Linked DNA regions of Homo sapiens: region 1 is linked to region 2. Evidence: read pairs that join two places in POLR2A ChIA-PET (ENCODE). Cell type or tissue: PC-9. All regions are shown on one strand. Each heading gives the region's core, and the rest is flanking DNA. Links, peaks and the distances in the headings are about the cores only. Region 1 overlaps WFDC8 (WAP four-disulfide core domain 8). Region 2 has its middle 6.9 kb from the start of SDC4.

Region 1 (4,396 bases), core at 126-4,125, 200 kb after region 2:
ATTACATCTGAGAAGTATGCTTAGCAAATCGATGAGATGCACTGAAAACTGCAGTGCCTGCAGCCAGCATTCGTCAACAGAAAGGGCCAATTGATCAACAGAAAGGGCCAATTCTTCTCTGCCACAACGCCCAACCACACGTCACACAACCAACACAAAAGTGGAATGAATTAGGCTACAAAGTTTTGCTTCATCCACCATGTTCACCTGACCTCTTGCCAACCGACTACCACTTCTTCAAGCATCTAAACAACTTTTTGCAGGGAAAACACATCCACAAACAACAGGATGCAGAAAATGCTTTCCAAGAGTTCATCAAATCCTGAAGCATGGATTTGTATGCTACAGCAATAAACGAACTTATTTCTCTTTGGCAAAAATATGTTGATTGTAATGGTTCCTATTTTGATTAATAAAGATGTGTTTTGCTTTATTTTCTTTTGTTTTTTTTTGTTTTTTGAGAAGGAGTCTCGCTGTGTCACCCAGGCCGCAGTGCAATGGTGCGATCTCAGCTCATTGCAACCTCTGCCTCCCGAGTTCAAGCAATTCTCCTGCCTCAGCCTCCTGAGTAGCCGGGATTACAGGCACCCGCCAACATGCCCAGCTAATTTTTGTATTTTTAGTAGAGACAAGGTTTCACTGTGTTGGTCAGGCTGGTGTCGAACTCCTGACATCAGGTGATCCACCCGCCTTGGCCTCCCAAAGTGCTGGGATTACAGGTGTGAGCCACCGTGCCCAGCCAATAAAGATGTGTTTAAGCCTAGTTATAATGATTTAAAATTCACGGTCCAAAACCGCAATTACTTTTGCATCCAAAGTGCCTAACAAAGTGCCTAGTACCTAGAAGGAATGAAATACCAAGGAAGAAACAGCCCCTGATGTCTGAAAAGTGATCTGACACTCCCAGCTAAGCCACATGGATTCTCTGTTGGACATTTAAAAAATCTCCTAGAACATCTGTATCAACCAACGTCACTCTGAGATCATGATGAAGTGAGACAAAAACAAGATCACAGTGAAACCTGCAAAATACCAAACACCCGCCCCCCTCTAAGCTAACGTGAGTGACTTATGCTTCTCTACCAATCAATCACAGCTTTATCCTTAGTCTATTCTGTATTCTGTATTGTTAAGATTCCCTGGGATAGCCAGTCATAGAATTGCCCCCGCTTTCTGACAGCACCCAATCTAGAGAAAACTCTCACTTCTTTAGACCCTCCCCCGAATTACCCAATCAAAGCCCAAATCCTATAATAGATTCTTTCTACCAGCTTCTTACTGAAATGCCTCATACTTGTCTAGGGTGAATCTTTTCCCTCACTTCAATAAGTAATAAACCCAATTTGTTCAACTATAGGTGTATTCTGGTGGTCTTTGTTCAAAGGGCATTAACAACAGATATTTGTTGAATGAATAAATGTATGAGTGAGTGAATAAATGAATCTTTTTAAAAAACACACAGTTCCCCGCACATATTAGATAGATGCCCAATACATTGAGTCACCAGAAAACCTCCTTGAAGATCAAAGAGTCTGAAAAACAATGCCAGCATTTAAGCTGACTGAGGTTTTATTTTGTCACAGTGCCATAACAGTCTCTTGAACAGAGTGCGCATGCAACAAGTATTAGTTATTTGTGAATAATTGAATGTTGGACCCAAGAAGACCAGCATCAATATTATGGTGATTGATGGTCACCATGCCTAGACTTATGACTTGTACTTGAGGGTTAGGCATTGAATAACAGAATGAGAAGAGCACAGGCCCTGGGTCCTTGTCCTGCCATCCAAGGGAATCCCTCAGCCAGTTTTGGACAGAGCAAGAAGTGGGGAACCTCTGTCCTCAGCCTGGACATCGCTACCTTGAAAGGGATCCATGCACTTCTTCTGACAGGCAAAAAAGCAGCACTTCTGGTATTCCTTGCAGTCAAAATCTGTGTTACATGAGTCCGGAAGTTCAGTGGTACAGGTGAGCCTCTCTTTGGGACATAACCCTGGTTTGTCTGCAAGAAAGAAATGTCCAAACTCACATTCTTTCGGAATTTCAGCTCTTTTTCTCCTATGGCAAAGGTGTGTAGTGAAATTCTCTCAGCCCTATCCTCTACCTTCGATTCTTAGTTCTTGCTCTGCTTATATTCAGGGGCTAGTTCTGTTTCTCAGCACTCAGATTCATTCAAATGGATCTGAATCAGGAATTTGTGTCCAAGAAGAACTGAAGGAGAAGCATGTTGGATACCAGGGAAAGGGGTTAGAAAGGGACCAAGGCCCTTTCCCTAAATTCAAAAGATTTTCTCTCTTCTTGAAACCTAATATTTTAATGCTTAATTCCTTTGTCTCCAGTTGATAAAAGAAATTAGTAAAGACTGGTGGGAACATCATGGAAGTAGAGGTCAGGAGGGCTGATTTGACCCTTGACTCCTGGTAAACTCAAGACCAATCTGAACTCATTGTATGATTTTTAATTTACCTCTAAGGAGTAAGAAACAGTGGAGTGGAAGAAGCATTGTAGTCAGGCAGACCTGGCTCGGGAGCCTGGCTCCAACACTAACCAACTAAATAATCTTGGGAAAGTATTTCCCTTCATCTGAGTTATATTTTCCATCTTTAAAATGAGAATGACAATTCCTGCCTTACAGGCTGATTATAAGAGTTAAATGGGGTGATGTCTATAATGCCTGGGGTAAGACCTTGGCAGATGTGGCGTTGCTTTCTACCTTTTATTTTTATTTTTATTTTTTTACTAAAAACTAGAAGAGGCAAGGGGAAAAAAACTACAGCACCCAGTGTTTCCAGTCAGTCTCCCATCCAAGTACTAACCAGGTCTGATCCTGCTTACCTTTTGAGATCAGACAAGATCAGGAATTTTCAGGGTGGTATGGCCATGCTTCCTTCCTTTTTAAGGCTAGACATGGCTTCCTGATTTCAGTGCTTGTGGTAGGTAGAATCTAAAGTTGCACCCTCAAGATTCCCATCTTCTGATTATTGAATCAAACACTAAGCTAGGCAATGCTGTGAAGGGATTTTGCAGAAAAATTAAAGACCCAAGTTAGTTGACTTTAAGATTAGAGATTATCTCTAATTTTAAGGTCTAATCTCTGGCCCAGACCTAGTCAATTAGGTCCTTGAAAAGCAGAGTTTTCTTCTGGTTGGTAGAGAAGAATTGATTAGAGAGATTCAAATGATGAGAAGGATCCAACTTGCTATTCGTAGCTTTGAAGATGGTTGAGGCCAAGTGCCAAGGAATAAGGGTGGCATCTAGAAGTGACAGCCAGTAAAGGAGCCTCAGTCCTACAACTCCAAGGAAATGACTCTACTACAACCAGGGAGCTTGGGAGAGGACAGTGCATCCCAAATGAGAACTACAGCCCTGGCTGACATTTCAATCTTGGCCTGGTAAGACCCGGAGCAAAGAACCCAGATGCACAATGCCAGACTTCTGACCCACAGATAATTTGTTACGTAGCAAAGGATAGCTCATACAGCGCTTAATGTGTCTCCATGATTCTAAACTGAGCATCCCTCCAGTGGAATCTGGCCAGAGAGGCATGATCCTTTCAGATACTACTGAGTCTTGGAACTGTAGAACTTTGGAATGGAAAGAACTCTATTTATCATTGGTACCAAACTTCTGATTTCATAGATCAAAAGTAATGAGGTCAGATAGGATAATACAATGCATTAGGGGCAAGTCTGGGACTTACAATCCAGGACTCACTTCAGGAGCCCCACGTCTTCCCTGAGGACTGGCCACTGAGACTTTGAGTACTTTCCAACAATACTTCTTGTCATTAATGACCCCCTCCAGGAATGGACTGAAGCTAAGAAGAGTATGTGGTTCCTAATTTGGAGTGTACATCAAAATCATCTATGCATCTTTCAGAAAATATAGACTCTAGGCTGAATCAGAATCTCTAGAAAGTGCATCCTTGGGACTCCACTTTTTAAAAAGAACCCCAGGTGGTCCTAAAGCAGGCAGTGGGCTCCAGGAGATAGGCTGTTACTTGGGAACCATTGTTCTAGGTTTAGGCAGAGACAGAGTTCGGCAAATCAAACTGGGTTTGAGTTGTTGTAGCTCCTTTCCCCATTGTCAGCTTGAACTCTCACTTATTAATAAAAACCCTCCTCCGTTTCTTGTTGGCTCTTCTTAACCACTTACTTGTGTGTATAAGCATACCTCATGGGTTTCTCTGCATCTACTGGGGATGCTTCTCAGAGATCTGGTCTCAGCTGTCTTCTGACATTACTTGACACATACTTCCTGGGTAATCCCACTCGTTCCCACGATCCCAACTATGATTCCCATCTCTTCCTCCAGACTCATCCTCTATTCCAAACTAAAGACTTTTATTTCGACCTGCCTGGGAAAAACACCATCTGGGCATCTCAGAAGCACCTCTG
Region 2 (4,396 bases), core at 91-4,090:
TCTTCTATAAAACTATCTTAACCTCCTGGAATTAAGGAAATAATTTCCCCTTCCCCAAGTTCTGAGAATCTCTAAAGGGATGCAACATGTTTGAATATAATTATTTGTGGATGTATGGGTCTTTAACCTGGGCTCCATGACTGGGGGCAGAGGACACATGCATGGTCAGTACTCCTCTAGGTTATGTGTCTCTGCATACATTATTTTGGGGCAAGAAACTTCAGATTCTTTCTTTATATCCACAAAAAGAGGATGTTTGGGGGATCCTCCTTTTGGGTGATCCTGACCCCCAAAGAGTTAAAAATAATTTGTCCAAAACCTGAGATTCTTTGAGAAGTTTTATTGGGTTCTTCTTTGGCCTCCAAAAAACAAAATGCAGTAGTCAAAGGTTTGTAATACTGAATAGGAGTTCCTAATTTCCTGCATGGGGCTGAGGTACAAAAACCCAAACAACCAAACAAAACCCACAGTGTTTACAGCCAGAAGTTCTTCATTAAAATCCTGTTTCCAGGACTTGCCAACTGGAGGAAAGTTTGTGAGTCCCTTTGCTCCTCCCTACAATGGAGATAATTCCCTCTTGAACTAATTAGGAGAATGGAATAAGGTGAAGTGGTGAACACATAACATATACTCACCTATGTTGGGTCCAGCACTCTTTCTGTATATTCTAACCTGAGATTGAGTGAGTCTGAGAGATGGCATTGGTCAAACACTTTACATCCTCCCCCTAGCTTCCTTTCAAGCAAAAGGAAATGATCTAGGACATCAACAGGCAGCCCCCTCCCATGGAGCTAAAAAATGAGCTCAGACCCAGCCTATAGCAGAGGTGGTGTCCCTCCCCCTTTTCTCAGACTTCCTAGGCCGGAGTTAACCAAGGCTAGGTGCACACCTGGTACATCCAGAGACACCTTAAATGCTACCTTCTCCTGGAATCCTCCATCCTCTTCTTTTAATTCTCATTTCTTCCTGCCTTGAGGTTTCTAGGACTCTATCTGTCCCACTCTTTGGGCAGGCATCCCTTTCTCACTCATGTTAGTTTTAGGTGAAGAGCACAGTCTTCAAAGTTAAAGAGACCTAGATTGCAATCTTGGTGGTATGGAGCAAGACACTTTTTCTCTCTGTGCCTCAGTTTTCTCATGTGTCCCCCCATGTAATTTGAGGGTCATTATAGTTCTTAACATCATAAAAATGTTAAGACTACAGTGCTTAGCACAATACGGAGCATCAAAGTGTTATCTATTTTTATAATCAAGGGGGCCTCCCCATAAGAGTCTTGACTTACTCCCCTCCCCAGCAGCTCCTCACACATGGTTAATAACAGGTAACACATTACTATTTTCAGAACAGAAAAAGGATTGGGCCATAGGGCTCTCGCCCAGGATGGTGCCAACCCTTTCTGGTCTTCCTCAGTTTATGTAAATCTCTCTCCAGCTACAGATAATGACAGCTTAGAGTTTCCAGGGGCTGTGGAATGTCCAGCCACTGCCTTGCATAACCACAGAAACTAAGAACACTAGGCCCAGAAGGGTCCTCTCAAATCATTCAGTCCAACAGTACCCGCATTATAAGATAGGCAAACCGAGGCCCACACGGTGAATCAGCATCCACCACAGGCATTTTGAAGAATTCTAAAAATAACACCTCCAATTACTCTTTCCACTTGCTTTGCTTTATTTTTTTGTCGTAACATTTCCCTTACCTGCCATCACGCACTTATTCTTTTACTTGTTTATTTTCTGTTTTCTCTGCCACATGTAAGTTTCATGAGGGCAAGAACATTGTTGTGTTCACAACTGCATCCCTTGCACCTTGTCCAAGGTCTGGCAGAGGTTTACATTCAGTAAATACTTGTCGCATGGATAACTGGATGAATGCCATTTGGACATTTTCCCTTAGAGGCTCAGATGTAGCAATTCACTCACTTGGTCATTTATCCAAAAAACATCTGATGAATATCTTGTATGTGAGAAGCTTTTTGATAAATCCTGGTGAACAAGACCTGTCCGTGTTCTTAAGCAGCTCCCTGATTAGCGGACAATAGCTGCCAGCTATACAGTAGACTGAGGATCTACTATATGCCAAGCTGTGGGCTGGCAACTTTATATGCATCTTCTCTGTCTTAGCTCAGTTCTTGCAATTGCGAGGAAACATGCCTCACTCAGGACTCCTTAAGAAAAGGCTTAGGAGTTATTAGGAGGACCGGGAGGGCTAAAGGTTAAAACTGAAAGGGAAACATCAAGGACTGAGATGATGCCACAGACTGGCTGACTCATCTCTTGCTCTTTAAGCCTGCTTATTCTTTCTTTAAGAGTGTCTCTTCTTTTTCCTGGATGTGTGCCTCTCTCTCTTTTACTGACTTACTGGTTCTCTCTTCTAGTCTAAATTTTGGGAGGGGACCACAAGACTCATTGGCTTGGCCAATGGCCTTCCTTATTCCTTAAGTAAGCGCCTGCAGCCCAGACCACTTTTTGGATTACTATTTGGCCTAGAGGTTGAACATTTAGCTTCTCACATACCCTGAGCAGAGTGTATGTTTAATCAGAAGGGAGTGTTGAGCATCATCTTCACTTGGATGCTGTGAAGTAAGTAGTTTTATCTCTATTTTACAGATGAGAAAACAGGCGGAGCAAGGAGAAATGACAACAAAACCGTAACTGTAACAAAGCTGCCCTAACCCACCTGCAAATCTACAATTGAGAAATCCATTTCTGTTGCCCCTGAGATTTGTGGGGTGTTTGTTAAGTAGCAAAAGCTGACTGATACAAGATTCAAACTCAAGTTTCTTTGATTCTGTCTGCATCACCATGCTGTCTCACTGAACTTACAGCCCTGATTCCTGTTCCTGATTCCCAAGTGTCCTGTCCTAAAAGGAGCAGAGATAAATATTGTATTCATCCATTTTCTGATGTTATAACAGAATCCCACACTGTTGGTGTTCTGAGTATACTGACATTCCTTGACGCTAGATTTTATATTGTTGATTGACTTGTTTATCATCTCTCTCCTCTATGAGATTAGAGTATTTTCTCTTTATTCACTTTATTCATTTATATCCATACCACCTGGATCAGTTTCTGGCACATAATAAATGCTCAATGAATATTTATCAAGTAGATGATTGAATGAATAAATAATGATAAAAAGGAAGTGTAAAAAAACAACTTTTCATCTTAAAACAAGGCCCTGAGTCCTTTAAGGTCAGAATAAAGAATAATTTCTAGGTAGGGACAGAAAGTTTAGTACATGATGGATGGGGTCAAGAATCAAGGTAAGAAAACTTGAAGGTGTGAGGCTGGGCACAGTGTCTCATGCCTGTAACCCCAGCCCTCTGGGAGGCCATGGCATGAGGATCACGTGAGCCCAGAAGTTTGAGACCAGCCTGGGCAACATAGTGAGATTCCTTTTCTACATAAAATAAAATAAAAATAGCCAGGCCTGATGGTATGCACCTGTAGTCCCAGCTACTCAGGAGGTTGAGGTGGGAAGATTGCTTCAGCCCCGGAGTGTGAGCCTGCAGTGAGATATGATAGCGCCACTGCACTCCAGCCTGGGTGACAGAGCAAGGACCTGTCTCTAAAATAACAACAAAGGCCGGGCACAGTGGCTTACACCTGTAATCCCAACACTTTAGGAGGCTGAGGTGGGCAGATCACCTGAGGTCAGGAGTTCGAAACCAGCCTGACCAACATGGTGAAACCCCGTCTCTACTAAAAATACAAAATTAGCCGGGCATGGTGGCACATGCCTGTAAATCCTAGCTAGTCAGGAGGCTGAGGTAGGAGAATCACTTGAACCCAGGAGGCGGAGGTTGCAGTGAGCCAAGATCACACCGTTACACTCTAGACTGAGCAACAAGAGTGAAACTCCGTCTTAAAAATAAAATAAAATAAAACAACAGTACAACAATGAAAATAATACAAATAAAAATTAAAATATAGTTTCACAACTATTTACATTGTATTAGATGTTTAGAGATGACTTAAAGAATGTGGGAAGATTGCATAGACTATATGCAAATACTATACCATTTTATATAAAGGATTTGAGCTTCTCTGGGTTTTCATATCTGCCAGGAGTCCTGGAACCAACCACCCATGGATGCTGAGGGATGGCTGTACTCAGAGGTCCTTCCACCCACTGTCATGCCTGGCATCATCCACCCTGCATAGATAGAGGGTTTGCAGAAAACCCCTGATCATTAGACACAGAACACAGAAAACCAGTTTCCTGACTCCCTCTGGTGTGAAGGAAAGAACAGGGAGGTTGGGGTGGAAAGTTAGAGTGGAAAGACAGACACCCCAGATGTTTCTTAACTTTTGATTATTCCAGCTGACAAGACATGCCACACCTCAATGTGTACTGAGTGTGAGTCACTTCCTTCTCTAAGCCTCAATTT

The links. ChIA-PET counts read pairs that join two places held together with the same protein. Peaks named below come from ENCODE experiments on the same cell type or tissue, not always from the same donor. Only the 100,000 strongest peaks of a DNase experiment are listed, where the experiment ranks them.
Region 1: POLR2A ChIA-PET joins it to region 2 with 6 read pairs; 2 of 35 experiments call an interaction of 5 or more read pairs at or near these places.

What each region holds. Positions count from the first base shown.
Region 1 is chr20:45,556,992-45,561,387 of GRCh38, forward strand. WFDC8 (WAP four-disulfide core domain 8) reads right to left here. Exons shown (of 6, transcript NM_130896.3): 3 at 1,861-2,001. It also overlaps the pseudogene RNA5SP485. Among named protein-coding and RNA genes, the nearest start is that of EPPIN-WFDC6, 12 kb to the left of the region's middle. In PC-9, for the core only: no CTCF peak of the experiment used is centred there; no DNase peak of the experiment used is centred there.
Region 2 is chr20:45,353,161-45,357,556 of GRCh38, forward strand. No RefSeq gene overlaps it. Among named protein-coding and RNA genes, the nearest start is that of SDC4, 6.9 kb to the left of the region's middle. In PC-9, for the core only: no CTCF peak of the experiment used is centred there; a DNase peak (open chromatin) is centred at 2,241.